Linked DNA regions of Homo sapiens: region 1 is linked to region 2. A link is a loop called in an ENCODE intact Hi-C map of the cell type or tissue named here. Cell type or tissue: K562. All regions are shown on one strand. Each heading gives the region's core, and the rest is flanking DNA. Links, peaks and the distances in the headings are about the cores only. Region 1 overlaps DPH5 (diphthamide biosynthesis 5). Region 2 has its middle 100 kb from the start of DPH5-DT.

Evidence for each region. Peaks named below come from ENCODE experiments on the same cell type or tissue, not always from the same donor. Only the 100,000 strongest peaks of a DNase experiment are listed, where the experiment ranks them.
Region 1: it touches region 2 in a loop (6-fold over the local background); 14 of 110 quality-filtered maps call a loop at or near these places.

The regions. Positions count from the first base shown.
Region 1 is chr1:101,007,066-101,023,886 of GRCh38, forward strand. It overlaps DPH5 (diphthamide biosynthesis 5), which reads right to left. Exons shown (of 8, transcript NM_015958.3): 3 at 14,576-14,700; 4 at 6,645-6,753. Among named protein-coding and RNA genes, the nearest start is that of DPH5, 10 kb to the right of the region's middle. In K562, for the core only: no CTCF peak of the experiment used is centred there; no DNase peak of the experiment used is centred there.
Region 2 is chr1:101,119,821-101,136,641 of GRCh38, forward strand. It overlaps LOC124900440. Among named protein-coding and RNA genes, the nearest start is that of DPH5-DT, 100 kb to the left of the region's middle. RefSeq lists a silencer at 2,911-2,960 and enhancers at 7,756-7,855, 8,274-8,323. In K562, for the core only: no CTCF peak of the experiment used is centred there; a DNase peak (open chromatin) is centred at 8,791.

The DNA of each region.
Region 1 (16,821 bases), core at 6,259-14,258, 110 kb before region 2:
ATTAAGAAAGATAATAAAATTCTATACAAAGAAGTATTTCAGAATTTGTAATTTTTTCTAATATTTGTTTGGCCTATAAGATCAAGTAAATATACACATACTAAGTGTTGAATAAAAAGACTGAAATGTGCCAAAATTGGTAACTGTGGATATCTCTAGGTGGTGGTACTATGGATGCTTTTTTATTTTCTTTTTATACTCAATATATCTTCCTAATTTTCTGTGAGCATAGAAATCATTTATTATCAAGGAAAATGGTTCTTCTAAAGCAGGAACAATGCTAAATGGAAGCAATTCTGATTCTGTATGTCTAAGCTAACTGCTTCTGCAGAAATGTTAAACTCAAGAATTCAAGAAAAGGACTTTGGCCGGGCGCGGTGGCTCATGCCTGTAATCCCAGCACTTTGGGAGGCCTAGGCAGGCAGATCACGAGGTCAGGAGATTGAGACCATCCTGGCTAACACAGTGAAACCCCGTCTCTACTAAAAATATGAAAAAAATTTGCTGGGTGTGGTGGTGGGCGCCTGTAGTCCCAGCTACTCGGGAGGCTGAGGCAGGAGAATGGCATGAACCCGGGAGGTGGAGCTTGCAGTGAGCTGAGATCGCGCCATTGCACTCCAGCCTGGGCGACAGAGCAAGACTCCGTCCCCCCCGAAAAAAACAAAAAAACAGAAACAAAAACAAAAACCAAAAAAAAAAAACAAAGAAAAGTGCTTTATTCTCCTATCTTCTGTGTATTGAGAAAAATCTCGGATTTATTAAGAGTGATCCTCAATTTATTAAGCAAATTTTCATTACCAGGACATCTAAACACAACCAACATGCCTGGCTTTAGACATACAAATAGGCTTTTCTTTCATTAGAAAAATCTGCAAAATGTTAAACAAATACAAGTGTTAGAAATATGTTAGGAATTTAAAAACATGATTTTAAAGTATATGTGTTTATAACTATTATTTTAATGTGAAAAATCCTAAAATTTATTGAATGAAAATTTGAGTACCTAAAGTATCTCAGTCAAGATAATCTTTGCTAAATGTTGGAAAAGAGGCTGGCTTTTTGGCTTCCAAATCTATATTAGACCTTATCTAGTTTAGTAATTTTCATACATCTTACTGGCACTTAGTGTACATTTAGTTCTTTTTTTCTAAATGAACTACTCTTAAGTAAAACATCAATAGAGTTAAAGATAATGATTGGGCTCCCTGAGGATCTAAATCTCTGTTATTTAGTGTTATGTCATTACTTCATTGTCTGCAGAATCCCTAAAGCATCTTCATACATCATGGTGTGGTTTGAAAACCAACATTCTCATCCAGTCTCCCTCCCAATCCTCACCACATACCCTTACAGTAAAGTAATCTGAGATCCAGAGAAGATGACGCCTTAGTTACTGCCTAGGCAAGAAGTAAAACAAGGGCTTTTAAGTTGAAGTTCAATTCTAAATCTTTTCCATTATATTTTTCCTCTACCAATTCTACCCAATATGTAGTCTATTCTTATTCAACATAGATATATTCTAAGCCTCGTGTTAACTGACTCCCTAGACAGCCAAGGTTTCTTTGGTATTTATGTATGCACATATTTGTATGTGTGTGTGTGTTACTGCAATACCTTACAGATTCCCTAAAGTGCTTCCAAGACTCTCTCTTTTAACTACACTTCTCTCTCTGTTAGGAATGCCTTCTGCCCTCTTGCCTATCTAGCTAACTTCGTATAATTCATTTTTTTAACCACTTTACTGCATTATCATCACATAACAATAACTCTTCCAAGCATATGATTCAATGCTTTTTAGTAAATTACCACGCTGTGCAACCACTGCCATACTTAGTTTTAGAACATTTTTCATCACCCAACTAAGACCCCTTATGTCCATTCACAGTCAATCCCTGTAATGCCCAGCCCCAAACAACCATTAATTACTTTCTGTCTCTACAGATTTGCCTTTTGGGGACACTTCATGTAAACAGAATCAAATAATACATGATCTTCTATGTCTGGCTTCTTTCATTTAACATACATGTATTTAATACCTACCCCATGACTTTAACTCTTCCCAAGACATTAGTAGAGACTTCAAGGCAACATCCATACCCTCAAGAGTCTAGGAGTAAGATAAACCTAATCATACTCTTCCACATAATCAATTCTATGATTAATCTATGGTCCTGAAAGCACAGAAAGACTGGCACAGGGCTCTTAGTGACAGGAGGCAACTGCTCTAGCAATAACAAGTTTAACAGAACCAATCAAAGTAGGAAGCCAATCGAGCAGTAGTAATAGAAGAATCCAGGCCTATAGACAAGTCTTTGGGGGTACAAACCATAATAACTGTGGTAGTGGAGATGGTGGAAAAGGACCCATTAGCATAAAGACCCCAATTCCTTTCCTAGGACTATCAGTAAGGCAGAAATGGCTCTCTACATCTCCCCAAATCTCAATTCTCTTAATAGAAAATGCTCTTACAAGTTCACTTTCTAAATCTTCTCTTATGCCCTACTCCATACAGTACAAGCCACCATCATCTTTCCTCTAAATGACTGTAATTTAGAGAATTTCCTCAATTCCAATCTTGCCTGGCAGTAATTCAATCTCCACATATTGGCCAAAGCTTATGTTTTAAAAAATTTATCAGATCAAGTATTTATACTGCTTAAAACCCTTCAATGTCAATTTATGTCACTTAGGATAACATCTAAACTCCTAATGTTGAATGAGAGCCTAGTGATACAGCCCTATCCACCTATCCAACCTCAGGTCACTCTTTCCCTTGCCTGCTATGGTCCAACAAGCCCTTCCTTGGTTCCTTTAACAAGCCAAGCTCATTCTCACTTCAGGGCCTTTGCACTGTTTCCTCTGTATGGAATATGCTAGTTCCTTCTTGATTCATATCGAATCTCAAATGTCACCTTCTTAGAGATACCTTCCCGACCTCAGTAGTGACTTAGTCACTCTCTAAATACCAGTCTACTTGAATTTCTTATGCTTACCATTATCTAATATTTATCATTTTATTGATGTTGTCTCTTCTGCCCACTAAAATAGAATCTCTTTGAGAGCAAGGACCCTATTGGTCAAGTTTATCACTGTATCCAAAGGCACTTAGAAAAATAAGTAGGTTAACAGTATTTGTTGAATGAATGGATCACTATTCTCTTTAAAGATGTCTAACTTGGAAGCCTCTAATACACTTTTTATTTTACAAGGAAAATTTTCATCAGGAATATGGAGTTTGTGGTAGAGAATTTTATTTTATGGCAAGTCTGTAAGATAGTGTGTATCAACTGGCTGTGTGTGTGAATGTCTGTGTGTATGAAGGAGTGTTAGATAGTTATACAACAATTTTTACCATCATAGTGATAAACAAAAATTTTCTGTTGGCTAATAAACTACAAAGGTAATGAACAATACTCAGTGGTTGATTCTGAACTCTGCATGTTGTTTCTTTAGAAAATAACAAAAACAACAGAATAGTTCAAAGGGGGTTGATAAATTGATAGCTGAAAAGTCTGTCTATTTCTAGGTTAGAAATTTCATACTGCTACTCTTTAATCTACTCTGTTCAATAACTTGATGGCTGTTTTTGAACTCATGGAAAGCTCTTTCATGGAGATGACAGAATGCCTTTTCACAGTGGTTCTTATCTCCCTTTTAAAAAATTGAGCAAGAGAGCATGGCAAGATAACCTCTCAACATCCTACATTTAACAAGTGTATACTGGGAATTAAAAACCTACTCTTCCAATCCTGCCATGCCAAAAAAAAGACAACACAGTTCTTTCACTTTCTAAGTTTTTAATTTGTCTAGGTTGGTAATTCTCAAAGTATGGTACCTGTAGCAATAGCTTCAGTATCACCTGAGACTTTGTTACAAATACAAATTCTCAGACCCCATCCCAGATCTACTATATCAGAAAGTCTGAATATGAAGCCCAGCAACCTGTCTTACAAGCCCTCTAGGTGATTCTAATAAATACTAAGTCTGAGAACCACAGATTTAGGTTATTTTTTCTTCCATAAGCGCTAGTCCAAAAAGTAAAGAGAAAAAGGCCAGCTATTATAAGGAAGAAGACTTTGTCAAAGTACTTGCATTATGCAGGATATCTATACATTTATTTTAAAATTTAAGTGTGTCATGCATATGATTTTTAATGCTTTTTATGTTAAAAAACTGTACAAAAATGAATCAACAATTACCTCTTCTGATATGAATAATTTCAGTGGTATAAGAAGTATATCTTCATAGAAATGTGATCACTATATAAGACAGAACCTTAAAAGGCACCTCCTGTTTTTCACACAAATAGCCATTTCATATCCAGATTAGATAATAAAACTAAGCTGGGGGGAAAATGGTGTGTGGCTGTTTAGAGAAATCCCATACACAATTGTGAGAAAGTTTTTTGAAAAATAATATATGTGGATATGACTGTAGGTGCTTACATAAAGACTGCTAATTCTCACCGTAAATTCCCACTCAAATACCTTCACCCAATTTAGACACGAGAACAATTACACTTTACCTGTCTATCAGTGTGGAGGATCAGAAGGACAGGGTCACCCAGGTTTAGTTTTAACCAGTCTATAAAACAGATTTATATGGGATGTGTTCTATTTTTATGCTTAATAAAGAAGCAAAAAAATTAATTAAAAATAGCTTAATTTAGAGCAAAATATGGAGAAAGGGCTAGTTAACTTTCTTTACAAGACACAAAATTATATGAAATATGGTAAAAATGTATGTCCTATTAGCTTAAGGTTTACATATCTTTATTTATCAAATGATAATTTCTCTCCTTTTTTTCTTTCTTCTAGCAATTATCAATTCTTTTTTTTTTTTTTTTTTTTTGAGATGGAGTTTTCACTCTTGTCACCCAGGCTGGAGTGCAATGGCGCGATCTCAGCTCACTGCAACCTCCGCCTTGTGGATTAGGGTGATTCTCCTGCCTCAGCCTCCCCAGTAGCTGGGATTACAGGTCCCTGCCACCACGCCCAGCTAATTCTTGTATTTTTAGTAGAGACGGGGTTTCACCATGTTGGCCAGGCTGTTCTTGAATTTCTGACTTCAGGTGATCCACCTGCCTCGGCCTCCCAAAGTGCTGGGATTACAGGCGTGAGCTACCACGCCCAGCCATCCGTCATCAGTTCTTAAAAGGCAGCATTGTCACAAGCTTGTCCAGTCTGCCTTATTTTGTTGTTGTTTTTCTGTTTTGTTTTGTTTTAGGCTTTTAGCAGCCTGAAGCCATGGTTTTTAGTTTCTGTCTCTAGTGATAAGCAGAAAAGAGGGATGAGGAAGGGGCTTTACTGGCCGAACCAGCAACAGAAACTAAGAACCCATGACTGTACTCTCTCCCTTGGACACCCCCAGAAGGGAAGAATACTGGACTAGGGATCAAGAGTTTTAGCTCCATCTACCTACCTGAATGACCTTGGGAACATATTTTGGCATCATTTTCTCCATCCCTATAGCATTCTTTGTAGTGCTAACATTTTATAGTTCTATGAACAGCATTTGACTTACTCCAACACAGAAATGTTCAGAAGGGTTTCAAAATGGGAAAAAAAGACTTGAATGGGCAAGGTTTTTTAAAAAGTATGCATTTTGGACAAAAAAGATAGCAAAATTCCATGCTAATTTAAACATAACAACTAAGAGCAAGTGGTGAATACTGTCAGGTCAGGTCAATCATTTATACTTTTTCTCTAGTTCTTCATAAACACAGGCAACATTTTGACATAAAAAGCCAGTATTAGTCAATTAAATTGAACTATTCTCTCCAAGTCATACAGAAAATATAGTCCTCTAAAGCTACAGACATAGCATTGGTGCCTGATGCTAATGTATCTTCTTGAAAATATCTATTTTTAAATTATGTGTTTCAGGAAGACACACTGGGAAATACTTATTTCACAGCTTCTAAGATGCATGTTGTTTTCCTATTATGATATATCTGAAAATAGGAATGTGTCTTAACAATTGATGATGTCTTAAAACCACTGTTAGCCAAGCAGCAGTCATAGTTGTCATGGATTATCCATGTGTGAACATCAGAATACAAACACCAAGCTTGGAAAATGATAGTAGCTAAGATATAAATGATAAAGATATAAATGATAGTAGCTAAGAAGTAAATCTTGGAAACAATTGTGGGGCACTCTAACCCCTCAGAACCAAGACTGTTGGACACAAAAATAACTAACTTTACACATCAATAACTGCAAACCTGGTTTAAAAGCCCATATCACTGGCTTTTAGCTTTTATACTGATTCTATTAAGAAATGCAGCATCACAATGCTCTTGACAGCACACAAAACAATACTATATGAAAAATCATGGGCCTCGACAATGCTGAGTATGTCATTTGGATTAGTTTATATTTTCCTTTTTATGTAAGTACAAGTTGGATTTAAGGTTAAAATCATTTTCTAGCTAAATCTAAACATTCGATTCCAATAAGGGGGAAAACCTAGCATAAAAAAATTAGTGTTAAAAAATTCAGTCTATGTATATACTAAGCAGCCTAGTATCAAATAGTAGTATGTTTTATGATTCATAAAATACAATTAAATGTATTTTCAATTTGTGGAAAAATAAAACATTTTTATTTAATTCCACTGAAAAACCTCCTTTGTTGCATTACCTGTAAACCACAGCAGCCTACAGCATTCATTATGGAGGCATTGTGAATAACTCTATAAGGAATTCCCAGCTTTGTTGCTCTTAGAACAAGATCACTGTGTGTTGTGGCCCTGTAGTGAGAAAAGATTAGATTGGATTAAAGCAAACAACACTTTTAAGACAGTAAAGCTATATTTCCTGAGTTCATGTCAATTAAAGAGGCAGGAGCACTGCCTTTCTTCAAATTCTTCCACACACCTGCATAAGGCTTTCATCTGAGCTTTTTAGCAAGAAAATGCAAGACTAAACATGCCCTTCAAAATGCTGAGTTGCTACTGTAACACTCCTAAAGCAGCCTTGGCAGCTACTTAAGAAAGGGACCTTTACTTGCCCACTGTCCTGTAAATACGTGAAAAAGACATCTATGAAATATAAGCTCAGCAACTTAACTCTTGAGCAGCAATTCTTAAGCTCTTTGGTCTCAGAGCCCTTTTAAATTCTTAAAATTACTGCTCTAAAATTCTAAATTAGGGCATAACTAGAATCACTGCTCTATTTTGAAGACTTTGTCTTTGTATTTAAAATATAAGGCAGAATATACACGTATACCATGAAGATATTGCAAGTTTGGGTCAAGATAACCACAATAATGTGAATATCAAAATATAGCCAGCCACATTAATTTTTTTGGTTTCTTAGTGCATATAAAAGTTATGTTTATACTATACTGTAGTCTGTTAAGTGTGTAACAGCATTATGTCGAGAAAATGTGCATACCTTAGTTTAAAAACACTTTATTGCTACAAAATGCCAACAATCATCTGAGCCTTCAGTGAGTTTAATCTTTTTGCTAGTGGATGGTCTTGGCTCCATGTTGATGGCTGCTAACTGATCAGGGTGGTGGTTGCTAAAGATGGGGGTGGCTGTGGCAATTTCTTAAAATAAAACAATGAAATTTGCTGCATTGATTGACTTTTCCTTTCATGAAAGATTTCTCTGTAGCATGCAACATTGTGTGATACCATTTTACCCACAGTGGAACCTCTTTCAAAACTGGAGCCAATCTTCTCAAACCCTGCTAGTAATCTATCAACTAAGTTTATATGATATTCTAAATCCTTTGTTGTCATCTCAACAATGTTCACAGCATCTTCATCAAGAATAGATTTCATCTCATGAAACCACTTTCTTTGCCTGTCCATAAGAAGCAACTCTTCATCTGTTCAAGTTTTATCCTAAGATTGAAGTAATTCCTTCATATCTTCAGGCTCCACTTCTAATTCTAGTTCTCTTGGTATTTCTACCATATCTACAGTTACTTCCTGCAGTGAAGTCTTGAAGCCCTCAAAGTCATTCAGGAGGGTTGGAATCGACCCCTCCCAAACTCCCATTAATGTGGGTATTTTCACCTCTTCTCATGAATCATGAATATTTTAAATGACATCTAGAATGGTGAATCCTTTCCAGAAGGTTTTCAATTTACTTTGCCCAGACTCATCAGAGAAATCACTATCTAGGGCAGCTACAGCCTCACAAAATATATTTCTTAGATAGAAAGACTTGAAAGTCAAAATTACTCCTTGATCCATGGGCTGTAGAATAGGTGTTGGGTTAGCAGGCATAAAAACAATAGTAATCTTCTTGTACACTGCCTGAGCTCTTGGGTGACCAAGTGCATTGTCAATGGCAATAATGTTTTGAAAGAAATCTATGTTTTTGAGCAGCAGGTCTCAAGGGTGGGTTTAAAATATTCAGTGAACCATGCTGTAAACAGATGTGCTGTCATTCAGCTTTTCTTGTTCCACTTACAGCGCACAGGGAGAATAGATTTAGCATAATTCTTACAGGACCTAGGATTTTCATAAGGCTATATATATGAGCACTGGCTTCAATCTAGAGTCACCAGCTGCATTAGCCCTACCAAGAGTTAGCCAGTCCTTTTAAGTCCGGCATTCACTTCTCCTCTCTAGCAATTAAAGTCCTACAAGGCATCCTCTTCCAATAGAAGGCTGTTTCATCCACACTGAAAATCTACTGTGTAGTGATTCATCAGTTACCTTAGCTAGACCTTCTGGATAACTTGTTTCCACAGCTCATACATTTATGTTATAGAGACAACTTTTTTCCTTAAACCTCATGAACCAACCTCGGCTAGCTTGGAACAATTTTTCTGCAGCTTCCTCACCCCTGTCAGCCTTCATAGACTTGAAGAGAGTTCGAGCCTTGCCCTGGATTAGACTTTAGCTTAAGGGAATATTGTGGCAGGTTTGATCTTCTATACAGAACACTAAAACGTTCTCCCTATCAGCAATAAGTCTGTTTTACTACCTTATCATTAGAGCATTCGTAAGAGTAGCACTTTTAATTTCCATTAAGAACTTTTCCAGCCAGGTGCAGTGGCTCACATCTGTAATCCCAGCACTTTGGGAGGCTGAGGCAGACAGATCACGAGGTCAGGAGATCGGGACCATCCTGACCAACACGGTGAAACCCCGTCTCTACTAAAAATACAAAAAGTTAGCTGGGCGTGGTGGCAGGCGCCTGTAGTCCCAGCTACTCGGGAGGGTGAGGCAGGAGAATGGCGTGAACCCGGGAGGCGGAGCTTGCAGTGAGCTGAGATTGTGCCACTGCACTCCAGCCTGGGCAACAGAATGAGACTCCTTCTCAAAAAAAAGAACTTTTCCTTTGCATACATAACTTGGCTGTTTGATGAAAAAGGCCTAGTTTCCAGCTTATCTTGGCTTTCCTTTTCTTTCTTTCTTTTTTTTTTTTTTTGACACGGAATCTCACTATATCACCCAGGCTGGAGTGCAGTAGCATGATCTTGGCTCACTGCAACCTCCACCTCCTGGGTTCAAGCAATTGTCCCTCCCTCAGCCTCTCGGGTAGCTGGGATTACAGGCACCCGCCACCACGCCCAGCTAATTTTTGTATTTTTTGGTAGAGACGGGGTTTCATCATGTTGGCCAGGCTGGTCTTGAACTCCTGACTGGAGGTGATCTGCCCACCTCAGCCTCCCAAAGTGCTGGGATTACAGGTGTGAGCCACCACACCCAGCCTCTTGGCTTTCTATATGCCTTCCTCATTTCTAGCTTTTGATTCAAAGTGAGAGACATGTGACTCTTTCACTTAAACACTTTGAGGCCATTGTAGGGTTATTAATTGACCTAACTTCAATATTGTTGGGTCTCTGGTAAAAGGGAGGCCCAAGAAGAGAGAGAGAGTTGGGGGAATGGCTGGTTGGTGGGGAGCAGTCAGAACACACACAACATTTATCAATTAAGTTCGCCATTTTATATGCGCTTGGTTTGTGGCAACCCAAAGTACAACAGTAACATCAAAGATCACTGATCACAAATCATCATTAACAGATGTAATAATGAAAAAGCTTGAAATATCACAATAATTACCAAAATGTAACACAGAGACAGGAAGTGAGAACATGCTGTCAGAAAAAAATGGCACCAATAGGATTGCTCAATGCAAAGTTGCCACAAACCTTCAATTTTTAAAAAATGCAATGTATGTGAAATGAAATAAAGCAAAACACAATAAAACGAGGTATGCCTGTACATAAATTTTCACAGCTTGTCACTCAGTCTTTATATGAGAGTCCTATCTCCTATAATATTGGATTTTATATCTGTCCAGCAGTCATTTTAACTGTTTTTATTTGGTTACTGTGTGTAATTAGGATGTGTGTATGCGTATGTACGTATGTGTGCATATTTGACCTGTTGCCTTTCCATTTTTAAGATAAAATCTCAAGATTGTAAGTAGGTAGATTGGAGTAAAGAGAGACTATAGATAAATATAAACATGGACACAGTGAAATGTAACCGCTTATCAATTTAGAACTTCATTTTAAAGGCCTTTTTCCCTCCTGATAAAAATTCCAGGCCCTACTGGGTAAAGCAACATTAGCATGTCTGAGAAACCACATGCAAACAAGTAGAACCTGTGGACTGGTCAATGCATACCAAGTAGGAAGATAAAGGGCTTTCACCCCATGGAGCAGTCAGATATATATTAACAAATTAACAAATGCCCACCAGGGAAGCCTGTTTTTAATCACATACATAAAATAAAACTGGTATGAAAAATAATCATTAATTTGATTTCAAATAAGCTTTTAAAAAATAACATGAATGTCAATTATAAAGAATTGTTTTTAATATCACCTTCAACAGAATCTCACTACTTAACATTAAGAGTAAAGAAAACTAAATTAGTTACTTGGTGAGTTATTTAAGCAAATGAAAAACTGGCTCAAAATTACATCTCTATCACAAGTTTATTTAAAATGAGTAGACACATACATATACACACAAACAAATTTACTATTTCTAGGTATATGGCTCTATCTAAAATCATATATGTGTATATGTATGTATGCTCAGAAATAGTAATAAATCTGTCTGTAATAACATGCTTGTTACTTGAAATTGTTCTAAAGGCAATTTCAAGAAAGGAGATCCAAAAATGTTTTGATTAATGGAATCAATAAAATAAAGTACACAAAGGTGACCAATTTGAATATACAAAATTTGATTTTTTTTTTTTTTTTTTGAGACAGAGTCTTGCTCCATTGCCCAGGCTGGAGTGCAGTGGCACGATCTTGGCTCATGCAACCTCCGCCTCCCGGGTTCAATCAATTCTCCTGCCTCAGCCTCCTGAGTAGCTGGGATTACAGGTGCCTGCCACCACGTCTGGCTACTTTTTTGTATTTTTAGTAGAGATGGGGTTTCGCCACATTGCCCAGGCTGGTTTCAAACTCCTGGGCTCGGGCAATCCACCCGCCTCAGCCTCCCAAAGTTGCTGGGATTACAAGCATGAGCCACTGCGCCGGCTGGTATGTTTGTTTTAAATTTTATAGTGTCTCCGTTTTTGACATAAGTGTGGCTGGTGGGCCAGAAATTTAGTAATGTTTGCAATGATATAGCGCAAATGACGTTTTCATGAACTATGGAAGCACTAACACTTGGCACTATCCTTTTGAAAAATAATTGACAATATGCTTTATTCTACAAAATGTCCATGTCCACACCTTTTGATATTTTATTCCTAAAAACCTATTTTGGAGGATCTACCATAAGGAAACAACCTAAAACATGGGGATAAAGAAGTGGGAGGCAGGAAGGTATCATATACATAAATTTACATGTGACAGCTTTATTTATATTGAAGAAAAATAGACTAATAATAATGCTGCCATTGATTTTATAGTTATTAGGTATCAAGCACTGTTCACATTCATTACATGGAATGGAAGCAGTCAGCCTACATCAGGACATATTATCTGTATATGGATGCCACTAAGGAAAAGGCATACAACATAGGGATAAAAATTTTGTATTCATTATAATAATATAGTTACAGAGCATATTGAAATACAGAATGGAATAATAAAACAGAACCATCATTAGAAACAGTGTGTTTAATAAAGACTTCTTATGCAGAGATTTAGGGATAGAATGTTTGAGACTGTCAACTCTCACAGTGATTAAGTTCTATTGATTTAGTATATATTTTTAGACTCATTTACTTTCTTTGTGTGATCTATTTCCATATTCCTTTCAATAACCTGGGTAAAAGAACAAAGATGAGACTACATGAACTTACTTAACTATGACTTTAAATTGTCTTCAAGAACTTCATATTGCTGGAGATGGACAGTGCTGATAGTTGCACAACAATGTGAATGTACTTAGTATGCCACTGAACTGTACACTAAAATGGTTAAAATGACACATTTTGTCATGTGTCATTTTACCATTTTAAAAGTACTGAAAAAAAGAATTTAAGATTCAGCATCTTAAACAATCTTCTTTTTATATATTTTATTTAAATAAGAAGGGGTCTTAAAATTAAATAAGGGATATTTTTTGCTCATATCTAAGAATTTCAGTGCCTTGCTGCATTCTATATTCCTTACCTGATTTCTCCTCCATTTAATCCACTCATATTCCAATTAAAATTACACATTCCCCATCATGCCATTTCCAACTATCATATCCTAACTATAATCTGCCGGTAAATAAAAAATAACTGCAGTACAGTAAATATTCCTTAAATCTGAATTCAAATACAAGGCTATATACGATGAATCACTAAGAAAGGGCAAATTAAAGAAGTCTAAAATGGAAAAAAAAAAGGCACTCCGGAATAAAACAGGAATGAAAGAGGTAGCATCTGAGCTGTATACTAATTTTATAGTACAATTAGGTATAATTAGGAACTGAGAAGAACTCTTTTAAGGAAAAAGCTTGAGCAAAGAAATAGGGGAAGAATATTACAAAACACTTATGAAATGGAAAGTTGTACCATTTGGTTTTAGCATAGCGGTTAAAGAGTAGCTAGAGAAAAAAGAAAGACTTCAAGATTTAAGGCCATGAGAAGTCACTGAAGGTTTTTGAGCATGGGAGCAATTAATTACATCAAGGTACTTTCTCTGTGCCTCAGTTTTTTCATTTATATGAGCATTCTTCCTTCTACCTTTCTCCTGGCCCACCCTATAATCTCCATCTGTTGAACCCTATCCAGACCCAGCGCAAGTTCCAGCTCCTCCATAAAACCACCACTAATCAACTCCAAACATCATGTCTTTAAATTCATACACATATTTCTGTCCTCATCTTACAGTCAAACTTTCAGTATTATATTGAAGGTATTCAGTCTTTCCTTTTTGAATAGTCTCTTTTCCTGGCTTCTGTGACAACATACTCTCTTGCTTTTTCTCCCTCCTCCTCTGGCTCCAGGTACACGATGAAATTCCAAGGTTTCCTAGGGCCATCCTAGGTCCTCTTTTCCCACTCTTCTCTCCTAAGCTGATTCTATCCATTCCTCCAGCTTTAAACACCATAAACATACTGATGACTTCAAAAGCCATTTATCTAGGATGACCTCCCATCCCAAGCTCTAGCAGCAGCTAACTGCCTACTTGACATCTCAAAGTAAACATATTTCCAGAACCAATTCTTGTTTCTCCAAATCCTGTTCTCTACCAGTTTTCAAGTGACACTACCAACCACTCATTTGTAAAGCTAGAATCCTGGGAATCAGATTTACTCCTTTCCTTTTCCTTATCCACCACATTCATCTTGGCATTCTTCTTCTAAATATGTTCCCATCTTTTTCTCTTTTCCACCAAAAACGTTCTTGCCTCCCTAAAATCCATTTACCTAAGCACTTAAAGTGACCTTTTAATGCTAATCAGATTTTGACTTTTTCCTGCTTTGAATCCTGCAAAAGTTTACCACTGTATTTAAATTAAATTCCTAGTCCCCTCCAAGGTCTTACATGGTCCTTATGTTCCTTAAATCTGTGATATAAATCTTAGGTAACCAGCTGTAGACAAAGAACTCTTCTGTTTGGCTTGACATTAGAGATTGATGATGCTTGACTAGGCAGTAGATGCCCATCTTCGTGGTAATGACAAAGAACAGGGTTCCCAATGGATATAAGAAACTGAAATCAGAGACTTGATAAATGATAAATTCAAGGCAAGCAAAGTGACGGCAGTATTGCCAAATAGTAGATGATTACAAAAGGAAAAAAAACCTAGGACAAAAGAAGTCGAAGATGCCTGAAATTATCAGCAGAAAATGGCAGGCATGACTTTTGATAATGTAATGAACTATTTAATAATGATATAGCAGTTAAGGCATTTGTTGCCCTACATGACCTTCTAAAACAGCAGAAGCAATGATACAAACTTTAGAGTTGACACTTGATAATGTAGTGATACATATGATGATATATTTACCAACTAGCTTTTCTTCACTAATCTCAAAGATCATGAAAGTTTAAACTATGACATTTTAGATAGCGCTTAAGTAACCAGAGTTCCTTATCAGGACCTGGCAGGTAAAAGTGTTAAATGCAATAGAATAATTCTTACTGATTAAAAAAAAGTAAATGAGTTAAAAACTCAAAATATCTGCCTTGACTTACCCAAATGGATCACCAACCACAAGGAATGCAACATCACTGATATCAGCATCCTTTAAAATATTATCTGCTTCTTGTTCCACTTCTTCTCTATCAGCAACAACCAATTTTCTTCCATAAAACTCTTCCTACAGATATAAGTCCAATATCAAGATAAAGAGACAGCAGGTGACCATTCTAACACACACACACACACACACACACACACACACACACACACACTCTTTGTTTGGGACTGGTGCATATGTTGGCAACCACCCAAATGCAGATCATTCAATACAACTCATCAGTAAGCCAGTACTTTATGTCATGTTGCAATTAAACTCTGTATTTGGGGCTGTCTTAATATCCCAAAGGAGGCGGAACTCTTAACATCTGAGGCTTTTTGCATTTTAAATTTATTTCTAAATTTGGTTCTAAAGGCCAAATAGAACACTGTAGGATGAATGCGGAATATGTACACATGAGCCCTACTTCAGAAACATGATGTAATACAGAATAAATATATTAAACAATAAGTTTAAACAAACATGGTGGTTTAGCTTTTATTAAATTTTCAATGGTTAAACATATGGCAACTCAGCTAGAAAAAAAAGGCAGCACCAATGAGAAACAATAGAAAATTAGCTGTTTACAGAACCAGTGAACATTCCTACATAAATGCAGAAGATACTAATTTAAAACTATATTCCTTAGTTTCTGCTAAAAAGGCAGAGTTGCAGGAGCAGTAACTGAATTCTAAATATGTAGGAAGTTTGCAAACAAACTGCTTTGTGATTTAATTCCCTGCAGCTCAACTCTAGAGAACAAATCCAGTAGAGAGTGAGCTAGTAAGCTAGTAGTCATCTGATAGTGGTTACGGGCTATTATGCAAGATCATGAATCCTTTTCTTTTTTTTCATCTCGTCAGCCAGTACAGAATGAAGGATCATGAATCTTAAAACTGATTTCCTGAGAAGTAATAAGTAATTCAAATGGAGTAAAACTGGATGCATAGATAAATAATACGGTTTCTTACATACTGAGAACTTTGAGTGAGTTATTAAAATTTATAAGGATTGCTGTAGTGCAACGGTATCTGGTACTCAATAATATCTGTCAAACAAATGAGTACATGAACAAATTATTAAGCAGGGCAGGATCCAGCATTGACCATTTTGCTTGAATCCTACCTTCTCTGTAGGTGTTCTGTGAAGTTAAACTTTGTGTAGCTATTATCTATCCTTAAGAATACAGAGACACAGTACAGTGTAGAGGTCAAGAGTGGTAGACCTCGGCCGGGCGCAGTGGCTCTCACCTGTAATCACAGCACTTTGGAGGCCGAGGCAGGTGGATCACCTGAGGTCAGGAGTTCGAGACCAGCCTGGCCAACATGGTGAAATCTCATCCTACTAAAAATACAAAAATTAGCCGGGCGCAATGGCACACGCCTGTAATCCCAGCTACTCAGAAGGCTGTGACAGAAGAATTGCTTGAACCCGAGAGGCAGAGGTTGCAGGGGGCCGAGATCGCACCACTGCATTCCAGCCTAGGCAACATAGCAAGACTCCGTCTCAAAATAAAAAAACATAATAAATAATAATAATAATAAAAAGAGTGGCAGACTTCAACTCAGGACTGCTTTGGTTCATCTCCTGGCTCTATCATTCACTATCTGCATGAACTTAGGCAAGTTTGTTAACTTCTCTATCCCTGCAAAATGAACAGTAATTAGAATAATAATCCTAATCTACATGTAAAGCATTTAAAACAGTGCACAGTAACTGTTCTGTAACTGTTCTATAAATGTCAGTACTTATTACTGTGAAGAAACAGATATTCCAGCACCTTAACAAAGTACACATAATTTACTGTAGGTAAGGCTGGGTCCAGCTTCAGGTCTTGACTCTGTAAGTAGTAACTCCAGAAGTTTTGTCTTTGGAAAAAAATACTTTACAAAATAACAGCAGCCAAAATTAACATTTAGCTAGCACTGAAAATTTACAAAGCACTTTCATATACATCATCTCAATAAAACACTACATAACCCTCCAACTGGTAATTGCCACTTGACAAATGAAGAAACTGAGGTTCAGAGAAGTTTGGAAATGTGAACATTGACAATTTCTATTTCTGAACAGTTTTGTGCCATATACCATAGTTAAGAACCTATGCTAAGAATTATGCTGAACACCTAAAGTAGATGTTTTTTACCCCATTTAAAAAAGACACTAAAGTTAAAGGACTTGTCCAAGGTCACATTAACATGT
Region 2 (16,821 bases), core at 4,124-12,123:
CCACAATTTATTTATCTATTAACCTAATGAAGGACATCTTGGTTGCTTGCAAGCCTTGGCAATTATTAATAAAGCTGTTGTAAATATTTGTGTGTGGGTTTTTGTGTGGACATAAGTTTTCAATTCATTCATTTGAGGACCACGATTGCTGGATTGTATGGTTAGGAGTATGTTTAATTTTGTAAGAAATTGCCAAACTGTCTTCCAAAGTGGCTGTGCCATTTTGTATGAATGAGAGTTCCTGTTACTCCACATTCTTGCCAGCATTGGTGGTGTCAGTGTTTGGGTTCTGGCTATTCTAATAAGATGTGTAATGGGCCATTGAAACCTTGATTTCAAAATTTATCATCTAATTTGAGGTTAGCTCTCCATTATCCAAATCTTCTTTTATGTCTTTTAGTGGAGATTTGTAGTTTTTTCCAGTAAGTCCTGAATATGTTTCTGAAATTTTTTATATATGTATGCTATTATCAATGACACATTTTATTTCACATTTTCAAACTAATTTTGTGTCTGAGAATCACTGATTTTTATATATTTCTTTTGTACTAATTGCCTTATTGAACTCTACTTACAGATGATGTGATATATCCTTCTTCCAAGTTCGTATCTCTTATCTATATGCATTCTTGAGTACTTCTCATTCTACACACTCTTCTTCCATTTGTCAAGAATCCTTCTTTTTAGCTGTGATCCTCAAACCTATTTTGCATTCCAGACTTCTCTCCAGAACTTGAGACTCATGTATTCTTTTATTATTCCTCCAGCAAATATTTGCTGGGCCCTGGCTGTGTACTAGACCCTGTTCTAGATATATCTCTTGGGAGAGAAAAACAACTAACTCCTAACAAATAAAGTTCTACTTAGAATAGCACTGCTCCTTTGTTATTATGATGGTAAGTTTTGAAAGATAAAACATTAGATAACAGAGAACTTACAGTTTTTCAAATAGTTTGTATTTATAAAAATATGCCAAAATGACATTGAACCATTATCTTGCAATGCGTTTTGATGTCCCTATCACTCTTTTGATCTTAGAAACGTATTTTTACATGTTTCAATTTTACATCATGGTAAGGAACTTCAAAATGTAAGGTTGTCTTACCAAAAGAATATATGGTGTTAACTGTCATGAAGATTTAAACCAGTGATCCCAAATAAATGTGTTAAATCCTTTACTTGCATGGTTAACCAAGCAGATTTTAAGTTGAAGATTAAAATTTATTTTTTACATTTTTCCATTGGCTTGCTTTGATGAGTCATCTAAAGTCAGATTAGCTCATCTTCATACCTCTGTCAGAATATTATAGAACTAGTATAATTACTGAGAAAAAAAAGTGTGCAGGAAGCTGATTATAAGCTACTATGGTTATTCTGTAAGAAAAGAAAGTCAGAAAACTAAGATTTAGGATCCAGATCTATAGGGAATAGTTAGGTGATTTGGAAGAAGTTATAGCTCTTTTCTTTAGCTATAAGATGAGATTAAGTATATAGTAAGTACTTGCTCCTCTACTGCAGAGGAAGGTTAAAAGAATAAATAAAATAATACATGAAGACCTTATGATCTCCTTGTTATTGATGAATCCTAGGAAAGGTCACCTAGTTAAGCCTTCTTTTCAGTGCAAAGAATCCCATCTGTTGTCTCCCTAACAAGTAGATAGATAGCAGGGCTCTCCTTGTGTATTACAGAAATCAAAGGTTATAAAGTCTTCTATCTAAAAAAAGGATGGTTATTAATATAAATCACTTTAACATATCCTCTAGAGGCTAGGGCTAAAATGAGGAAAATCATCTTGAGTATCAGTATTTCTTTATAAAAAATATTCTAAGGGCGCATGGAATTATCTCATGTAAGACTGTCTGGAGACAATGCCAAGTGATATGGAAAATGTAAGTAACATAATAGATGTAAACCTGGTTCTATCCACTGTACACTTAGAAGGGTTTCATTTCCACAAAAAGAAAGAGCTTTGATGTATTAATATTTAAAATTTGGGATAATTATGGGTTATGTTTAACAAATGTAACATTTTCTACTCCAGTGTAACTCATTAAATATAAAATGTAGTAAGATTCTGAAAGCAAAATATTTGCTATCAGTGTAAGTAAAATGTGCTGAAGTTTTTGCTTTGTATTCCCAAAGTGAAAAAACAAAACAAAGCCACATTTAAAGTAGTCACAAAAAAAGTGCTTAAAGTAACAAAAACATTAATAATGGCCCAGCTAATCTATTATCTATCAACCACTTCTATCAGTTAAATGAGAGCACGGAACATATACTATTTTCATTATAAAAACAATTGAATAAAAACTGGAAAGCATGACATACATAGGTAAAGCTGTAGAAAAACTTCCTTTTTCTGTTTTCAACATCACTATCATCATTCCTCCTACGATAAATAAGCAGCACATTTAACTGTAATGAATTTTCATTGTCTGTCTCCCACAACTAAATTGGCAAACAAAAGACTCACATACAATTCTCTTATTTTCCTTCCTCTACAAAAAATTTCAAATACAATCAGTTATTACCAAATACATCCTAAAATACTGTTTTCTTAAAATTATGCACATTTTCTTTATAGTATTTACTAAAAACAATTCTGTGTTTTTAGGAAAAAAGTAATGAAGCTTTATTGCTTCTTAAAATGGTTTCAGAGAAACTCTTGAATGTTCCTTTACTATCTTTTTCTTTTCAAATGAAGTACATCCTGTCTGAAGCAGAATTACTAACAAACTAAAAGCAAGCACTTCAGGGTAACTGGATTAAAAAATATATTACATTTTAAAAAGTAGCTCTGAACATACCAGAGGAAAGTCTTTGGTGTAATAATAGAAAAAAAACCCTTTGAGGGCTGTGGTAAGCCACAGTCGTTTTTAAATACCTGTTAAACAGAAAGAGTGGCTCATACTAGTGGTCAGCGTGTGAGAAATTCAAAATGCTCAGGGTTTCAAGAATCAAATCTCAGAATTGGCGATCACAGGTATTTTTCTCTACATGGTAACTCAATTTATAGAATATTACAGTTTGTGCTAAAAGGAATGTACTTTCTGATAACTTTAACAAAATTATGAATCTATGCTTTATACTTTGGCAGAAGCAATAGGGAACTTACATTGAACAAGGTTTGCGTCTCTTGGTGTTATTTCCCTAAAAGTGAGACGACACAGGGACCATTATTATCAAGGAGGGGACAGAGTAGAACCCTGACACCATATGTCGCCCACACCCGAAAACATGGATAACAGTGATGCTTTACCTTTCTCTTCTCCTTCATTCCCCACATCCAGATATTCACCGCTCTGCAAATGATGCCTATTCAGTATCTCTTGAGTGTATCCACTTTTCTTTCTCCCTGTCTCTCTAACATAAATTAGGCCACCATTGCATCTCACCTGAAATTTTGTAATAGCCTCCTGACCGCAGCCACTCTGGCCTCATCCAGTTCATTCTCCTTGTGGCAAAGTGATTTTTCTAAACTGCAAATCTCCCTCATGTAAAACTCTTCAATAATTTGCAGCTGCTGTCATGAAGTCCATTCTTCCTTATGTGGCTTATAAGGCCCTCCAAGATCTCAACCTCCCTCAACAAATACCACACACCAGACTCACTCGTTTACCCTCTTATTTACTGAAACTTCAATTCCTTGAATAAGTGATGTTCTTACCTCTGAGTTTTTGCACATTTCCCTCTTGCCTCCCCAGCGTCATCTCAGCATCTCCTCACTGGAGCATCACTCCACATAGGTCCTGAATGCATTAGATGTGTTCCGTCTTGGGGCTAATTGTATCTTCTCTAACTCAAATGCGCCCCCCCAACCCCAGTTATGAAGTATAGCTATACTTCATTACTTTGACTCCAACATGTTACTCTCAACAGCTGTATGGAAAAACCTAAATGAGGAAGAACATACACTTTAATCCTATCCTGAAAACAGATTAAAAATTTTGAACTTTTTTTTATTATACTTTAAGTTTTAGGGTACATGTGCACAACGTGCAGGTTTGTTACATATGTATACATGTGCCATGCTGGTGTGCTGCACCCATTAACTCGTCATTTACTTTAAGTATATCTCCTAATGCTATCCCTCCCCCCTCCCCCCACCCCACAACAGGCCCCGGTGTGTGATGTTTCCCTTCTTGTGTCCATGTGTTCTCTTTGTTCAATTCCCACCTATGAGTGAGAACATGCGGAGTTTGGTATTTGGTTTTTTGTCCTTGCAATAGTTTGCTCAGAATGATGGTTTCCAGCTTCATCCATGTCCCAACAAAGGGCATGAACTCATCCTTTTTTACGGCTGCATAGTATTCCATGGTGTATATGTGCCACATTTTCTTAATCCAGTCTATCATTGATGGACATTTGGGTTGGTTCCAAGTCTTTACTATTGTGAATAGTGCCACAATAAACATACGTGTGCATGTGTCTTTATAGTAGCATGTTTTATAATCCTTTGGATATATACCCAGTAATGGGATTGCTGGGTCAAATGGTACTTCTAGTTCTAGATCCCTGAGGAATCGCCACACTGACTTCCACAATGGTTGAACTAGTTTACAGTCCCACCAACAGTGTAAAAGTGTTCCTATTTCTCCACATCCTCTCCAGCACCTGTTGTTTCCTGACTTTTTAATGATCACCATTCTAACTGGTGTGAGATGGTATCTCATTGTGGTTGTGATTTGCAAAAAATTTGAACTTCTAAGAAACTGTAGTGGAGAACTAATAAACAGACTACTAGAAACGAGACAATAGAGAGACTCTTTTTTCAGTAGCATTGAGAAAACTAAGGGGCTGAGCCAGAACGCAGACAGGTTTTTCAGGTAGTGCTAATAGTTGCAAAACAATTCCAAATAATGAATTGCTTATACTACACTATAATAACTTGCTCATGTTCACTGAGCTGGGGATGTTCCCAGACCAGTGGAAGGAGCAGAGGTGTTCTTAACCAACTGGGAAGTCTGCACAGTAATAGCCCCCAATGCTTAGCTTCTACTCTGTCATGTTCCCCTGAGTTATCTCCAGACCTGTATTTCTAGTCATGGGTTGCATGTTGCATAGTACTTCTTGGGTGGGGGGGTCCCACAAGCACCTCAAAAACAACCTGTGTAGAACAGAATTTGTCATCTTTGCCACAAGACCTTTTCCTATTTTCCCTCTCCTAGTTATGGCACCACCATCCACAAACAACCAAGCAAGAAACCGAGATATTCATTATACCTTCCATCTTACCATCCGCATCCAACCTTTTACCCTCTCCTCTTGACGTGACTTTTAAAATTTCTCAAATCCATTTACTTCTCTTCATCCTCACTGCCTCTACTTTTACGTGAAAGCTACACTTGTCTCTGAGCAATAACAGGTCCTAACTGTAACAGGTCCTAACAATAACAGGTCCTAACTGGTTTCCCTTCAATCTTACCTCACCCTCATTCATTCGCCATACTGCAGCCAGGGTGATATTTCCAAAGTTCAATTACGTTACTACTCCTGTTTAAGACCTACAGTGATTGCCTATTACCCTCAGGATAAAGCAGTTGGTGAATATTTGCAGAGTGAATGAACAACATTTATCTTTTCAAATCATCAGAATAACTTTAAGGTTGGACATTATTCCATTTTTCAGGTAAGGGCACTAAGGCTAAAAGAGCTTTAAGAACTTACCCCACAGTTAAATGGCCAGGTTTGTCTGACTTCTGAAGCTGTACCCTTTCTATGTCACACTGCCTGTCTTTTCTATTCAAAGATGGCCTTTTCATGCAGACGGTGAAGAAAGACTGCTGATTGCATAGTGGATTTCTGTCAGTCATGCAGAAGTAAATAATCTCTGATTCCAATAATGTTGTAGCAATTGCTTTACAAAATTATCTTGCACTGCAGCAAAACTGTAATTAACCAGAATCTTCAATTAAACAGAGTTTGTTTTAAGAGCATTCGGAGGAAAGACATTGCAAAGTTTAAGGCAAAATAGCCATATTACCACCAAACACAAGCTGATGGGATTTTTTTTTTTTTGAGACAAGGTCTCACTCTGTTGCCCAGGCTGGAGCACAATGGTACAAACACAGCTCACTGCAGCCTTGACTTCCCAGGCTCAAGCAAACCTCCTGTCTCAGTCTCCTGAGTAGCTGGAACTACAGGCATGTACCACCACACCTGGCTACTTTTTAAATTTTTTGTAGAGATGGGGTCTCACCATGTTGCCCAGGCTGGTCTCAAACTCCTGGCCTCAAGCCATCTTCCTGACTCAGCCTCGCAAAAATGCTGGGATTACAGGCATGACCCACCATACCCAGCCCACAAAGGATTTTTAAGAGATGTTTCCAAGGTATAACTTTGAATTTTTACACATTGAGCTCCATGGTTTATATTGTCTTCTATGGCATGTATAATAATATTAAATAGAGCTTGTATCAGAATAGTGCCTGGCACATAGTAGGTGCTCAGTAAATATGTGAATAAATGAATAAATTAAGGAATGAGAAAAGCAAAAGCCTCAGCAATTTAAGATCCAGGATAATTTTCTTATTTATGGTTGTCATATTCTTCCTATGAAGGGAAGATAGTAAATGAATATATTTTAGCTAGGTTTTTCACTATGTAGGTCAAAACAACAAAAGAAGAGTGTTCTTATCCTTGCTAAACTAGACAATTCATTCAATCAAAACAACTTATTTCCCAAATATACTGGTAAAATATGCATATTAGCCTAGTTTTTAAAGTTTCTATTGAAGTTTAACATATACTTGTATTTATATTTAACTATAGATTTGGCCACATTGAGAAAGAAGATCGACAAAGTTGGTTGAAATGGAAGTTTTGAGCTTATTTGTAAATTATAAATATTAGAATTATCCCAGTCTACATTAAGATTTCAGATTCCCGGCCCAGCGCGGTGGCTCACGTCTGTAATCCCAGTACTTTGGGAGGCCGAGGCGGGCAGATCACGAGGTCAGGAGATCGAGACCATCCTGGCCAACCAACATGGTGAAACCCCGTCTCTACTAAAAATACAAAAATTTAGCTGGGTGTAGTGGCACACACCTGTAGTCCCAGCTACTCGGGAGGCTGAGGCAAGAGAATCGCTTGAACCCAGGAGGCAGAGGTTGCAGTGAGCTGAGATTGTACCACTGCACTCCAGCCCAGGTAACAGAGCGAGACTCTGTCTCAACAACAACAACAAAAAGATTTCAGATTCCCTCTGGGTCATCTTTTTCTTAACCCTCTTCACAGTAATATACTGTGGAGTTACCTAACGTATCATAATTTTAATCAAGTTTAATTTATTATCATATTTGTTATATCAAAACAAAAGTAGAATACTCATTTTTGGAGTGAAATGTACATTTTTACTCAGGGAAAAGGTACCACTGGAATTGTATAGATCGCATCCTATACTTCTAGGTCTTTATTTTCATAATAAAAATTACATTTCTAATATTGTTTTCAATATTTTAATAAATAAAGCTCTAATATGAAGAATTTAAAGATGCACAACTGAAGGAAATTAAATCTTACCTCTCCTTCAAAAAAATCAAATCATTATTTGTATTACTGTTTATAATGTCTGATCTGCTTTTGGGCCATGCTGTAAACAGGGCCAGAAAATGGGGGGGGGCGGGGATGGAAATCAAGCTTGAGTTTCCATTGCAATGAAATTATGATTTGGTTATGATACACTGACAATTTGTGTCATCTGTTTTTTTTTCCTCTTTCACCCAGGCTGGAGTGCAATGGCATGGTCTTAGCTCACTGCAACCACCGCCTCCCAGGTTCAAGCGATTCTCCTGCCTCAGCCTCCAGAGTAGCTGGGACTACAGGCGCGTGCCACCACACCTGGCTAATTTTTGTATTTTTAGTAGAGATGAGGTTTCACTATGCTGGCCAGGCTTGTCTCGAACTCCTGACCTCGTGATCCGCATGCCTCAGCCTCACAAAGTGCTGGGATTACAGGTGTGAGCCACTGTGCCCAGTCCAGTTTGTATCATGTTTAGTTACATCCTCACTGTTTATGAATGTAGGTCTAATATCCCACTGCTTCTAAAGGAATCCGTATGGGAAATTTATATTTATTAGCAATCTCAAGGGTTTCTGATGGAAATGAATCGCATCCTGAGACATGGATGAGATTATTTTAGTACTAGAAGTTTTGATACATTTAATACAAAGTTGTTTTCTACCATGGCATAATATTGAAAAATTTGAAAAATCCTGGGGTGGGTTAACAATTATGTTAATATTAAAGATTATAGATTTTTCAGAACCCCTTTTTGACAAGACTTGGGCTTCTGGAGACTGCGATTACAACTGTTTGCATATCTATCTGGCTGGGGAAGCACAAAGTCACACTATTTTTTGTTTGGGGAACCTTCTCTGATTCTTGAATCACATAAAGAATAGCCACAGTAAGCCTGGTGTAGAAACACATCTTCACAACAGGTTTTAGAAGAGGAGGAAGTGCTGCATGCATTGTGCATCTATGCAAATTCACATGACTCTGTGTGGGGGCACTTTATGCAGGAGAATCCATCTAGCGTTGCTTTCCTCCCTGAGTCTCTGAGGGTTGGGCTTCCTTCCTGCTGTAAAGTGGGGTGGGAATCTCTCTGAAACCACTCTATTTCCCTGCCTTGTTTTTTAACTCCCTGTGAGCTATGCACTAGATCAAGCTCATTCTCTTTGTTGACACGCTCAGCTTTGCCTTCTCATGCATCTGACTTCAATGTTTTTCATAGTCTTCAAATGAACTTTGTATGAAACAGAGCAGCTGTCTGTAACAGATAACAGCAAAGCACCCAGGTCATAGACCAGTGTGGTCAGCCGCCCCTTCCTAAGCTGCAGTCTGCTTCTTTGAGGATTACCTGAATTCTCAACTGCCAGAGTTCAAGAAAATCTGATCATGGTTTGATTCCAGGAGAGAGAGAAAAAAATCAGTTTAAAATTCAGAGTATTAATGTAATCATTTATGAAAAAAAGAAACCTTTAAAAGTCTGTTTCAGAGAGTTTAAAGAGGGAAAGAAGCAGGAAGGAAATCCCCTCAACAGTTTTATTTAGAAAAAATAAAATTATGTCTATGCCACCTCCATGCTGACAAAAATAATGCAGAAGAAGGACTTGGTGAACACATTTTTAATTAGATCACTGATGTTCACAGGATCAGGTACAAGAGCACTGGACATAGTCTACTTGATTTATACTCATTACTGCATACTTAAAAGAATTTCACACACTGTGCTGCTCCTTCTCAGGCAGCTTAGTGGTTATTGTGGATCATGAACCACACCTTTTTCATCAGATAAAACTAAAATGTGATGATGAGGGGAGAAAAAGCCCTATGTTCATTAGCCAGTGCTTATAAAAATATACAAGACATCAGATATCTGAGATGAAAATCTATTTATTAGACTTTTCATTAAGTTTGTGGCAACACTTTAAACAGTAATATTGCTTATCAAGTCACCTTTTATTGGGCTAAAACCTCCTGCAGCATCTAAGCTGAAAGAAGTCTTCACTGATTCATGCTTACATTTGAGTTTTTAAAACAGCACCTCTTCAGGTAAATTACTTTGACAGTTATTTTGCATACACCAATAAAACTTCACTTGTGCAGTGGACAATCTACATTAACATATTTGATGGTCCTCCAAATTCCCAAAGTCCTTTTTCTTTTCTTTAAAAAAACTTTTTTTATTTCCATAGTTTTTGGGGAACGGGTGGTGTTTGGTTGCATGGAAAAGTTCTTTAGTGGTGATTTCTGAGATTTTAGTACACCTATCACTTGAGCAGTGTACACTGTACCCAATGTGTATTCTTTTATCCCTCATCCCCTCCCACCCTTCCCCCTCAGTCCCCAAAGTCCATTATATCATTCTTACATCTTTGTATCCTCATAGCTTAGCTCCCACTTATAATTGAGAACATATGATGTTTGGTGTTTGGTTTTCCAATCGTGAGTTACTTCACTTAGAATGATGATCTCCAATTCCATCCAGGTTGCTGCAAATGCCATTATTTCATTCCTTTTTATGGCTGAGTAGCATTCCATGGTGTGTGTGTGTGTGTGTGTGTGTGTGTGTGTGTGTGTTTGTGTGTGTGTGTCACATTTTCTTTATCCACTCATTTGATGGGCTTTTAGACTGATTTCATGTATTTGCAATTGTGAATTTTGCTGCTATAAACCAAAGTCCTTTTTCTAACCCAACTGAAGCCCTTAAATTCCTAGTATATAGAAATTTGGAAGCTACCACTGTCATCAGATCTTTTGATTCTAGCCTTAAAAAGCTCTAGAATACCCTCTTTTTTATCCTCACCACTAATGACACATGACAAGCCTTTGAAGTCACTTCTAGGAAAGCTTCTAACTCATCTGATTGCCTCCTGTCTACTCTTTACATTGATGATGGAATCGTCCTTTTAAAAGTGGCACTGATAGTTTCACTCTTCTTCTTAAGAACCTTCAGAAGAGTGAAAACAAAATAGGTTACAAGAGTGACATGATATTTAATCACTTTAGCCTCTGAGGCACCTGGGTGGGAGAAAGCAGCTAGAACCCCAGTTAATTGCCTCCGACCTGAAGCAGCTTCTGTCGGTAACCCAGCATATTATACAAATATTACTATTTTTATTTAGGTCACTACATAAAAGCTCCAAAAGCACTGCTGTAAAGCAACGGTTCTTAGCTGAGACCTGAGAACTCCCAGGAGAGCAATGTATGGGCGTTAAGATATTTGAGATACTCCATAGGTTTCTGGGGAGTGGATCCATAGGAATTATCTATTCTTGAGGGGACTATACCTGTTAAAAAGTTAAAAACAGATCCACAGTACACGTTGGTTTTAAGCGGTTCTATACTATCTGCATAACCTCAGCAATAACCATTTTTTTCCCCATGCATCTTGCATTCCAGTCACTGCAGGCTACTTGGCATTCTTTTCAACTTACAGAGGTTCTTCAGCCCTTATCCTTCTGCAGCGTTATCTCCGTAGCGTCCTATTTCTTACCTTAAGCTTCAGCAGTGATGAATCGTTGCCAGTTCTCTGAAATCATTTTCAAGGGTCAATGCCCTGTCATATGCTATCATCAGCTTGGAATGCTCTTACAATCTGCCTGGTGAACTCCTCCATATCGGTCAGCACCCACCTTAAACTCCGCTTCTCTATAAAACCTCCTCTTACTCCTCCCAGAAGAATTCATTGCTCTTGTTTTCATGTTGCCACTTCATTCAACATTAATTTCATTAATTTCTACTCATTCTAATGAGCTTAATATGTTTCTCCCCACTAGACTTTATGCTGCTTGAAAGTAAGATCTCTAATTTATTCATCTTTATATGCCTAGCATATTGTTTTTAGTTGACACTTAATATACATTTGTTAGATGGTTGCTCGTCTATCCCCACTTCCATATGTGAAACTTGGACTTTCTTTGAAGATCTGGGTAAAATGCCACTTCTGAAAAACCTCTTGACTCCCCCAGGTCAGGGGCTACTCTCTCCTCTATAACACAGTAGTTCACACACAAGTCTACTGCATCAGTTATACCCAGTTTCTTACCTTGCTCAGGCGTAGAACTGAGGGACTTCAGTTTGCAGGCTCAGCCCTGCTCAGTGCCTTGGCTTAATCCTGACAAAGGAAGCAATTGCAGCAGTGATTTCAGACCCACCAGTGAGTGTCTTACCATACCCCCCTCAACACCACCACCACCACCAATAACAACTCCTTCATTTTTTCAGAGCTCTCCTATCTTTACCTGCCAGCCTTCTCTCTCTAGAAACTGAAACTGTATAGCCCTTATCTGGGAGGCCTATTCCATATGAGAGGATTTTGCAGGAATCATTACATTCTATCTTTCTGCTCTTAGTATTTCTACCCCACCTTAGAAATCAGTGCTCAACCAGATATTGCCTAATATTGCAGACTGAACTGCTTACCACTATGTTAAGGAAGAATGACCTTACAGCCAGGGTAGTTTTTCTGACCAAGGTCAGCTATGTCTGTTTTCTGCTCTGTTCTTCCCCCAAAGTGCCTGGAGCTAATTGTACAGTCACAGTGTTTAACAATCCATAATGCTTAACACAATGATTTATCATAGTAGATACTTAACATGAGCGAATGGACAAATGAAAATCCAGTTATGTATATATAGAACTGGATGTTTAAAATTATATATTCATATATATACACATATGTGTATATATATGAAGTATATATGTATTTTTATATAAGCGTATATATGTATTTATATATATAAGCATATATATGAACTATATATATGAAATACACACACACACACACACACACACACACACACACATATATATATATATATGAAGTAATGAGAACTGTGGTGAAAACCTTGTTTACAGGAGACAGCTATTCCTTGGCCCTAGTCATTTCTCGACACATGAGAACATGGGCCCAGGAATACCAGATTTTCTACCTTTTCAAGAAAAACTGAACACTCAGATTTTTCTGTGAATTTTTTGATATTTTGGCTGGAAGAAGCATGGTTCATGTCCAGTGCACCTGTACAGGATAAAGCAGATTAACATGCGGTTAAGTCAGATATTAACAAGGGTATAACATATAGGCCAGTTCTCCCTCTGTGATTTTTAGTGCTAGCTGAGTGTCAGTATTTCTGGAAAGAAGGGACAGCAGCAAAAATTCCATGCACAGGAGTTATCATGATAGAAACCGGCTTGATTCTTTTGATACTCTGCCACTGTTCTCTTCAGCCGATGATATGCCAATGTAAGAAGATCCAGGAAGTGAGCCACTGGTGGCATTAGTAATCTGAGACAGATAATTTGAGTTATGTTGATTGAAGAATAACTGTGATCTAGTAAGGAGATTAGTATGATTCCTTTATTATCTCCTGCCAATGGCTTATTAGAAGAAGAGCCTGGCACAATATGGGCTCAATAAATACTTGTTGAATGCATGAATGAATGAATGAACAAATATATTGTTCTGTATTTTTGGAAATTTTTGGAAAAGAATTCAGTATTTTTTTCTGTGCAAATTTTCCCTAATCAAAAGAGCCTTACCAGGTATAGTGAAGACAGTATGCTAAGTGAAATAAATCAAACACAGAAGGACAAATATTGTATGATTTCACTTACATAAAGTACCTAGAATAACCACATTTATAGAAACAAAAAATAGAATGGCAATTACCAGGGGGTGGGAGTGTCGGTAACGGGGAGTTGTTTAATGGGTAGAGTTTCAGTTTGGGAAGACGAGAACTGTCTAGTGATGGATAGTGGTGATGCATGAACACAAATGTGACATACTTAATCCTACTGAATTTTACACTTAAAAGTGGTTAAAATGATGGTCTTGGGAAAGGCTCCTGTGTTGTTGAACCTGCTCAGTTGTGGGTGCAGCCTTGTACCAGGCAGCCCAACCCTGACCTAAAGTAAATTCCCAGGAAAAGTCTTTCCTAGGTTGTGAATTTGCAGTAATAGGTGTGTGCATCCTAGCAGCAGTTTGATGATCATGTATGAAACTGCAAACAGGACAAAAACAAACAAACAAACAATAAATAAAATGGTTAAAATGGTAAATTGTATGTAATGTATATTTTGCCATAATAAAGAAGTGAATTATTCATAATTGTGATCTGCATTTCTGGTTTATATGGGGTTTTTGGTCAGGCTCCTTTTGCCTTTACCCTACTTCCACCCAAATTAATTTGTATATCCCCTGTATATTTGTACACACATAAAAATGGCGTGTGTGTGTGTGTGTATGTATGTGTGTGTGTGTGTGTGTGTAGGCACTTAGATAATCCAGAGACTGAAATAGGTAGGAAAAGTATACATTAATCTCTTTGCAATTTCACAACTTGGTCTTTAGAGAGTCTTATTTCTCCAAATATGCTTCGTTCTAGTTCATTATTTTTTTTTTATTTTTATTTTTTGCTTTTTTTTGTTTGTTTTTTGAGACAGAGTCTTGCTCTGTTGCCCAGGCTGGAGTGCAGTGGCTCTATCTCTGCTCACTGCAGCCTCTGCCTACTGGGTTCAAGCGATTCTCATGCTTCAGCCTCCCAAGTAGCTGCGATTACAGGCATGTACCATCACATCTGGCTACTTTTTGTGTTTTTAGTAGAGACAGGGTTTCACCATGTTGCCCAGGCTGGTCTCGAACTCCTGGCCTCAGGTGATTTGCCTGTTTGGGCCTCCCTAAGTGCTGGGATTACAGGCGTGAGCCACTGCGGCTGGCCTAATTTTAGACAGCTTTAAATACTGATGTCATGTGGCAATTCCCATTGCATGGATATTGTCTATTGGGATTTGTTTATCGGAAGTACTGCTTCTGACTTTCAGAAGAATATGAGAAAAAAGCATGATGTCCACCTCTCTTTCTCCAACCTCATTTCTAATCACTCCATTAAGTCTCATATAACTTCATGCCTGGACAATTATATTAGTGTTCTACTTTTAACAGTTAGCTCATTCAATGTATACTGCACTATTCAACCATATTGATTTTCTGAAACATAACCTTTTCCTAATAGATGACTTTATTTCCGATTTCACAAAGGTTATATCAAGCATGGGTGCTCTTAACTTCCTGCCCTTCCCCTACTTCTAGATACTTCTATAAACATCTCTGCATGCTGTGACCTTGCCTGCTTTCCCTGTTCCAGAAGGAGAGTTTCACACTCCTACTTCCTAGCTAAGGCTAATCCAGCCACCTGTGCTCCGGCTTTCATTCCCTCCCACCTTCTCCAAGACCTACAGCTATCAGCTGCCTCTTTTCTTTCCTGTGTCTTTAGCTTCTTCCTCTCTTTCAGCTCCTTCCCTCTAGCCTATAAACAAGCTCCAGTCTTTTGCAGTTTGCAAAACAAACAGTGCTTTTCTCACCATCCTGAATTTCTCCTTCTATTCATTCTTAAACCTCTTGAAAGACTGAGGTCTGTTCACTTTCTCCACTTTCTTCCCACTCCTACAGGCTCCTGCCACCCCTCAACTGAAAGTGCTCTATGAATGTTACCCATGGCTGCTTAGGTGCCACATCCAGTAGGCAGTTTTCATTATTTATTTATCCAATCTGTCTGCAGTTTTGACAAGTTGGTTTTTAAAATCTTTCTTTCCCTGGATTCCAGGGAACCACTTCTCTTAATTCTATAATTGTTCCTTGTCCCTTTTCCTCTGTCTACCCTCAACTATTGTGCATCCTATTTTGCCCTTTGGAGTCCCTTCTCAGCCTGCACAGAGTTGACAATTCCAGGCCAATGGCATCACCATAGGCTAATGACTCCAAAATGTCTCCCTCAGCCTCAGCATTCTCCCGTTTTCTAAACTCAGTTGCAAACTGAACATGGCCACCTGGATGTGCAGTATAATTCCCTTTCCCCTGAGCTACCCCCCAACCCCTGTTTCCCATAGCTTGGTACCTGGCTATCAAGTGCCCATGTAGAAACATGGAAAAGATTCTATTGTCTTCGTTTTCTAAATACCTAATCCAATTAGGATTGTGTGTTGTGTGCATTTCAATAAAGTATGTCTTTAAGACTATTTCCCTTATTTGTGTATCCTGCATGGCTCTTTAGCTATTTAGCTAATAGTTGTTTAACTATTCACTTCCTCAAATAAGATGGCACCACATTAAGAATCTTATAAAATATTCTTTATTTACTATAAAACTGTCTGTAGTAACTTCCAAATCTTTTTTAAGAACATCTGGAAATTTAGGCCAGAAATTTGATTTATTAATAATTAAAATATAGCAATGAAATAGCATTTCACATCTATTAGGAAGGCTACTAAAAAACAAAGAAAATAACAAGTGTTGACAAGGATGTGGAGACATAGGAACTCTTGTGCACTGCCATTGGAAATGTAAAATGGTGCTGCCATTGTGGAATGCAAAATGGCGATTCATCAAAAAATTTAACATGGAATTCTCATACTATTCAGCGATTCCACTTGTATGTCTATACACAAAAAAATTAAAAGTAAAGACTGAACAGATATTTGTACACCAATGTTTATAAGAGTATCATTCACAATAGCCAAAAATGGAAATGACCCAAAGAACAATCAATGGATAAATGAATCAGCAAAATGTGGTATATACATACATACAATGCAATATTTTTGGCTTTCAAAAAATTAAAATTCTGATACCTACTACAACATGGATGAACCTTGAGGACATTATGCTAAGTGAAATAAGCCAGACACAAAGGACAAATGTGATTCCTCTTATCTGAGGTACCTGGAATAGTCAAATTCATAGAAACAGAAAGTAGAATAGTGGCTTCCAGGAGGTGTGGGGAAGGGATAACAAGGAGCTATTTTTTACTGAATACAAAGTTTCTATTTGGGATGATAACAAAGGTTTTGGAGATGAATACTGGTGATATTTGCACAACGACATGAATGTATGTAACGCTGTTGAATTGTACACATAAAAATGGTTAAAATGGTAAATTTTATGTACCTTTTCCTACAATTAAAAACATTAAAAAAAAATCGAATTTTTCAAAACTTTCATTTCTTTAGTGTTCTGGAAGAATTTACTCTGTCCTAAATGATACAAGGGAATGGGAACTAACTGAAGCACGTGATCTCTTGGCAAAATCAGAGATGTCAACGGGCAATTTGAAGCCTCTGGGTGAAAAGAAATAGAGAGCATCTGTAGATGTGAGGGTGATCTGCTGCAAAACCTGTCCCTCTAGTGATTGCAGAAATTCCTTCCTTCCTTGTCTGTTTGCATCTCCCCAGATGTATGGCAGTGGAGTGTGAGTTTCTCAGCTTGAACTGGACTCTTCATACTTCTGTTAATGGAAACATAAATACAGTGCACCCAATA